2 separate regions of the Mus musculus genome follow, and region 1 is linked to region 2. The links are chromatin loops, found by intact Hi-C in ENCODE. Cell type or tissue: heart. All regions are shown on one strand. Each heading gives the region's core, and the rest is flanking DNA. Links, peaks and the distances in the headings are about the cores only. Region 1 has its middle 200 kb from the start of Gm24638. Region 2 has its middle 53 kb from the start of Gm24638.

Evidence for each region. Peaks named below come from ENCODE experiments on the same cell type or tissue, not always from the same donor. Only the 100,000 strongest peaks of a DNase experiment are listed, where the experiment ranks them.
Region 1: a loop joins it to region 2, with 3 times the contacts of the local background. A loop is called at or near these places in 2 of 42 quality-filtered maps.

What each region holds. Positions count from the first base shown.
Region 1 is chr9:101,589,341-101,592,256 of GRCm38, reverse strand. No RefSeq gene overlaps it. Among named protein-coding and RNA genes, the nearest start is that of Gm24638, 200 kb to the right of the region's middle. In heart, for the core only: no CTCF peak of the experiment used is centred there; a DNase peak (open chromatin) is centred at 1,726.
Region 2 is chr9:101,444,466-101,447,381 of GRCm38, reverse strand. No RefSeq gene overlaps it. Among named protein-coding and RNA genes, the nearest start is that of Gm24638, 53 kb to the right of the region's middle. In heart, for the core only: no CTCF peak of the experiment used is centred there; DNase peaks (open chromatin) are centred at 821, 1,401 and 1,921.

The sequences.
Region 1 (2,916 bases), core at 252-2,751, 140 kb before region 2:
CTTCAAGTCCTTCAGGTATCATGAACAAGTTACTCTCTAATCATGAAACTCAGCTGAGACTGGTCTTCATGGTACTGTCTTCTCCATCTTCCATGAGGCTGTGGTGCATCTGACTCCAAACGATTCTACCCACCATCCCTTGCAGTTTCCTAGTTACTGTATTTACAAAGAAGCCTAGACTCCATTATTGACCAAGGGCCAAAATGTAAGAGGCCCATTCTCTGAGATTCATAAATGTCTGAAAATATGTATTCTGTGTCCCCGATGCTTTCTTAGTCTGATCAACCACTGTAACAAAACGCTAGAAACAGGATTGTTTGAATGATAAACAGTCCTCACGGTGTGCTGGCTTCGAGCCCCAGATGGGGGTACCAGGTGGCCAGCTCTGGCTGGGGCTCTTTCCTGGTTTACAGATGGCCGGCTTATTGCCTGCAGAGAGGGAGGTGGGAGAGGGGCGTGGGGAGAACAGAAGCAGCAGTTTAGATTTCATCTTTACTGTGTTTTCTCAGCAGTTTGTCTCTTCTGTAGGCTTCCCACCGTCTTCGGTGTTGTGTGAGTTCCTCTCCTGTCCTCATCTATCTCCCGTTCTGGGTCTCTCAGTGTCCTATGTGTGATGTTTCAGGATCGACCAAAAAGCAAGCGCTTATCCTCAATCTGTCAGCTTTCAAAAAAGTAGTCGGTGCAAAAAGTATAAATTCATTCCTTTCTCCATGCCGTAAATCTTTCCCACCAGACTTAGTTCCACACAGCGTTCACGGTAGTTTCTCTGAAGGTGCTAGGCTGGTCCCAAATCAGTACCAGACAAGCCCAATGGAACAGCCCGTGTGGTGCGCCCCCTCATGAAGTCGCTGCTTAAGGCCGCATGCACCTTCCTCCTTTCCCGTCCTCCTTTCTCCAATCCAGGCTGCATCCCTGGCACACTGACAGTCTTCAGGTAGACCTGTCCCTTTGCGGACCTTCCTGCCTTGCCGACTCCTAGTTTGAGAGTAAGGAATCTCCCGGGATCTCTCCCATGAACCGCTCACATCTCCCTACAGCTCTGGGTTAAATGGTTTTCCTCTGTGTACTCAGAAAATATGGCATTTCCCATCACCCATCCTGACACGGCTAATTATAAATACACACTTCTTTCTTCTTTTCTTTTTCTGTCCCTCAGGTGAGAGTTTGTCTAGAACAAAGTTCATATTAAATGCTTGAGGCTTAAACTCAGGCCTTAAAGCTGAATACATTTAGTGAAAAGAAGGAAAGAAAAACAAACATATAAGGAAGAGAGAAAGAGGAGGAAGAAGAGGAGGAGGAAGAGGAGGAGGAGGAAGAGGAAGAGGAGGAGGAGGAGGAGGAAGAGGAGGAGGAGGAGGAGGAGGCAGTGGCAGCGTTTGGCTCCCTTAGACTGTGGCTCCATCACATCCCCTTTCAGCTCACACTGGAACTTTTCTTCCTTTCTAATTTACATGCTGGATGTAATTTCTGCCATCAAGCATATGCTGCCCAGACCAAGAAGAGGAGGAGAATGGTTTCCACCACACTAGCATCGGATTTGACCATGTGACCAGCCTTGCCCACTGAGATATGAATGGAAGTGACTCACGTGTGTTTTGCTAAAGCAGGAACTTTACAGATGTGGTGTGATTTGGCTATCTTTCCCTTTACTGTTGTTTTATGACCAACGATGTCCCAAATAGAGACTGTTTTTCCTGGATCATAGGCAGGAACAGTGTGGAGTAGAGCCAGGCCTGGTCTCCAGGGAGAGTAACTCCAGGAAGCTGGAGAACCAAGCCACTGATGAGGTGTTGTTTGACTTTGTGCCTAAGCTGAAGAATGAGCAGACAGAGCCCAGGACTTCAGAATCAGCAGTTATCCTATTAGCTTCCTTTCCAACAAAGAGACCAGCATCCCGGGCCATTTAAACTCTGAGTCCTTTGCTGCTTAGAAATGTTGCCAGCCAGATCATGAGAAATGTCATTTTGTGGCTGGAATTTAACTTGGTAATTCAGTGGCTTCTCCAATTAGTTCTAGTCGTGACACCGGTGGGAGCTAGGTCAGTCCACTCTCATTCCATAGAGAACATCAATGTTTAGAAGTTTAGCCAAGGGTTTAGAGAGATGCTCAGAGTTTAGCAACACGTAATACTCTGTGGAGGACCCTGTTCTGTTCCCAGCACTCACATCAGGTGAGTGGCTTACAACCACCTGTAAGTCCTGCTCTAGGGATCTGACATCACCTTCTGGTCCCTATGGGCACCTGCACTCATGTGTGCACATGCCTATACAAAGACACCTAATTAAAAATAAAATAAATCTCAAACATAAGAAAATTAATGAAGTTAGCATTAAATATTTTCAGCAGTTAACGGTCATCGAAGCTAAAGATGGAAGGGCTGGAGAGGTGGCTGAGTGGTTCGAAGTGCTGAATGTTCTTCCAAAGGACCTAAGTTCAGTTCCCAGCATCCAAATAGTGGCTCACAGCAATCCATAACTTCTGTTCCAGGAGACCTGACACCCTGTTCTGGATTCTATCAGTAAAAGGCACACATGTGGTGCACAAACATACGTGTGAGCAAAACATGCACACATGTGAAATAAATAAATTTCATTTTAAGGAAAAAAGACAAGGATGAAGTTGGAGCTATTCTGACCAGTTATGGATGGATACAATCTTTCTAGGTCAAAGTTTCTAAAATTCCATTCCTTGAATAGAAATAGTACTTTTCAAACAGTTCTGAAATTAAAAAAAAAATGCAATCAATGATCTTGAACTTAGTAAAGCAAAATAAATTTGAATAGTTTGCCAACATGCTTTCAAGAGTTTCTTTTGCAAAGGCATGATTTTGCTAATGACCATTTTAAAATGCTTCCAAACAGTCAAGAAAAGTGTAACCCTATGGAGTTGCCACTCCATTTTCCAGGAAACTCATAA
Region 2 (2,916 bases), core at 253-2,752:
ATTCAAACAGTAAGTACAGGAGCTGCTTCTAGAAGATCTGATCCAGCACTCACAGGGTTACCACAAGAATGAGGTTCTTTCCAGAGCCAAGATTCGTCCCCACTGGTCTCACCGCCTTACAGGAAGCAGAGGTCATAAGGGGTCTTGCTGCCTTACAGGAAGCAAAGATCATAAGGGGTGTGAATTTCTACCCAGACTTGCCTCCTCATTTCTCAGTGGCACTCTCTCAGATAAGCGGTACCCACCTCACAAGCAGGATGTGAAGACCTAAGAGACAATTCCTCAGTGTCCTTCCTCCTCACACCCAACAGGAAGTGACCACTCACAGCTCTGACCCTTCTCTGAGCCAGCTCACCTTCACTGACCTCTCAGCTCCTTCACATCCCAAAGCATCAGTCTTAAACAACTTTCCCTCCTGAGAAGCATGGGGGAAAGAGAAGTAAGAAAGCCAGCCACAGACTGGGCTGAGATTGAAGGCCAGAAGCCTTATTCTGAGCAATAACTGAAAGCTAAGAAACAGGGATTGTGCCTGTCCTCTCAGCATCCACCCATCCCTTCAGTACCACCATCCCCAAGTGGGCCCCTATGTGTGGTGCTAAGCCTGGCTCCTCTGCTTAGAGATGAGCAGGTGGCCTGGGATGTCAATCAAACATTCTATCCTGTGGACCACAGTGATTAGTTCAGGGATGGACACATGACCTAAGCTTTTCAGTGGGATTCAATTTGGGTTTTTATGCAAATACAAGTAAAAAGTTTTCTTTTCAGTAGGCTTGAAGTTAGGAGTTTGTGAAGCTGAGGATTCAAGCTGGGGACCATCACATGGACAGAGTCTACACACGGTCCAACAGCAAGGATAATGGAGCTGAGATTAGAAATGGCAGCCTCCCAATAGCACTGCCTGAGTCCCTGAAGGCAGCCAAAGCAGACTATGAGTTACATGTGTGCTAAAGCAAACATATATACTTAACTAGTTAAGTGCATTACATAAACGCACATCTGAGTCACCACTGCACAATGTGTTGGGGAGGGGGGTAGGGACAAATGCTACTTATGCACAGGTGAGAAGAAAAATGTTAAAAACCTTTCATCAACAATTTTCTGATATAACAGAACTCCCCTTTGCAAATACACACACCATTGCAAACTGCCCTGACACATCCTACACACATACCCATGCCCCCTACACATATTATCCATGTCCCACATACACACATGTGCATACGTGTGCTACCTAACCATGTTGTACATCATCCATACCACACACATACACAGCTCCGGCTTTGGGTATCTCATTGCTTCCGTCCCAGTGCCAGGGCCCCACCCACAGTTCTCTTCCCAGCATCCCCCCCCCCGACTTGCTGCCTGCCATGCCTTCCTCTCCCTCAGCCATACAGAACAAAGCTGCTCTCTCAGAAAGCTGTCTGTGACTCATCCCATCCCATCCCTGCCAAGTTTCCATCACCAGTTGGCTATTTTATGCTTCCAGAAGGAATAATTTGCATTTGCACCCTGCATGGGTTTGTACATGTTTGAACATTTTTTAAGAGGCAGCATATTGAGGAGGGTGAGGAAGTTGGGCTGCGTTCAAATCCAGCTGCACCTTAATCTACTGTGAGAATCCTTATGATCCGTGGATTCCTTATCTGTGGGCCAGGGGATCTTACCACAAGCCTCCTTCCTTCCCTGGGAGCTCACAGAGAATGGAGGGATGGCTCCTTCAGTTGTGAAGATCAGAAGGACCTGCCAGTATATTATAATATTCTCAGACTTCTACCCCAGCCCTCTTGCCCAACCCACTGTCTAGGCCATTTCTTCTGTTTGTTGTACTGTTGGCTGTCCAGTAGTAACTGACTCAGACCCTACCCTCTGTGAGTTGAGAGCCTTGGGAGTTACCAACTCCCAGCCACCAGCAGTGTCAGAAGGCTGAATTTCAATCTTACATCTGTTTAGGTGGGTCCCTTGCAGTATGACACACTCAAGGAAGCCGGAAAGAGAAACTTTCAATGTTGGCCTTTAACAGACCTCACCCTTGGCTTTCCATGGAGGAGTTAGGAACTGCTAATCTAGACAGAGAAATATGCCAAATGATTTTTGCCTAAAGTGAGGTAATCACAGTGCTAACTGGACATATAAAGACATCAACAATCCATCACAAGGATTATGGGAGGGACCAGATCAACTGGTGTTCCCCAAGAAGACTGCAACAATGAGACAAGGTTTCTTTGTCTTCCATGCTAGAGAAGGGGCAGGCCAGATACAAAAAGTACGCAGCTGATAGACACTACGGGCTGAAATATGTCCAGTTAGCACTGTGATTACCTCGCCCTGCCCACTTCTCTGCTCAGAGGAGGTCACACAGAGAAAGGGAAGCAACTGAGCCCATCTGTGTAAAGAAATGTGACATTATGTCATATATAAGAACTGGGAGGGGGTTACTATCACAGTAGGTTTGGGTAAGAAAAGCAATGCTTGAACTGAGCCAGAAGTTGGAGGTTGGTGACCATGGATGGAACAGAAAGAAATATAAAATTAAAAGATGGCCTGTCTGTGGTAATTTGAATGAGAACAGCCCCACAGACCCCTAGGGACTGGCACTGTAAGGAGGTGTGGCCTTGTTGGAGTAGGTGTAGTGTTGTTGGAGGAAGTGTGTCACTGGGCTTTGAGGTCAGGCCTAGTGTCACTCTCTCTTCCTACTGCCTGCTGATCCAGATGTAGAACTCTGAGCCTCTTCTCCAGCACCATGTCTGCCTGCCTGCTGCCATGCTTCCTGCCATGCTGATAATGAACTGAACCTCTGAATTGCAAGTGAGCACCATTTAACTGCTTTCCTTTATAAGAGCTGCTGTGGTCCTGGAGTCTCTTCACAGCAATAGAAGCCCTAACTAAGACACTGTCTATACTGAAATTCATCTAATC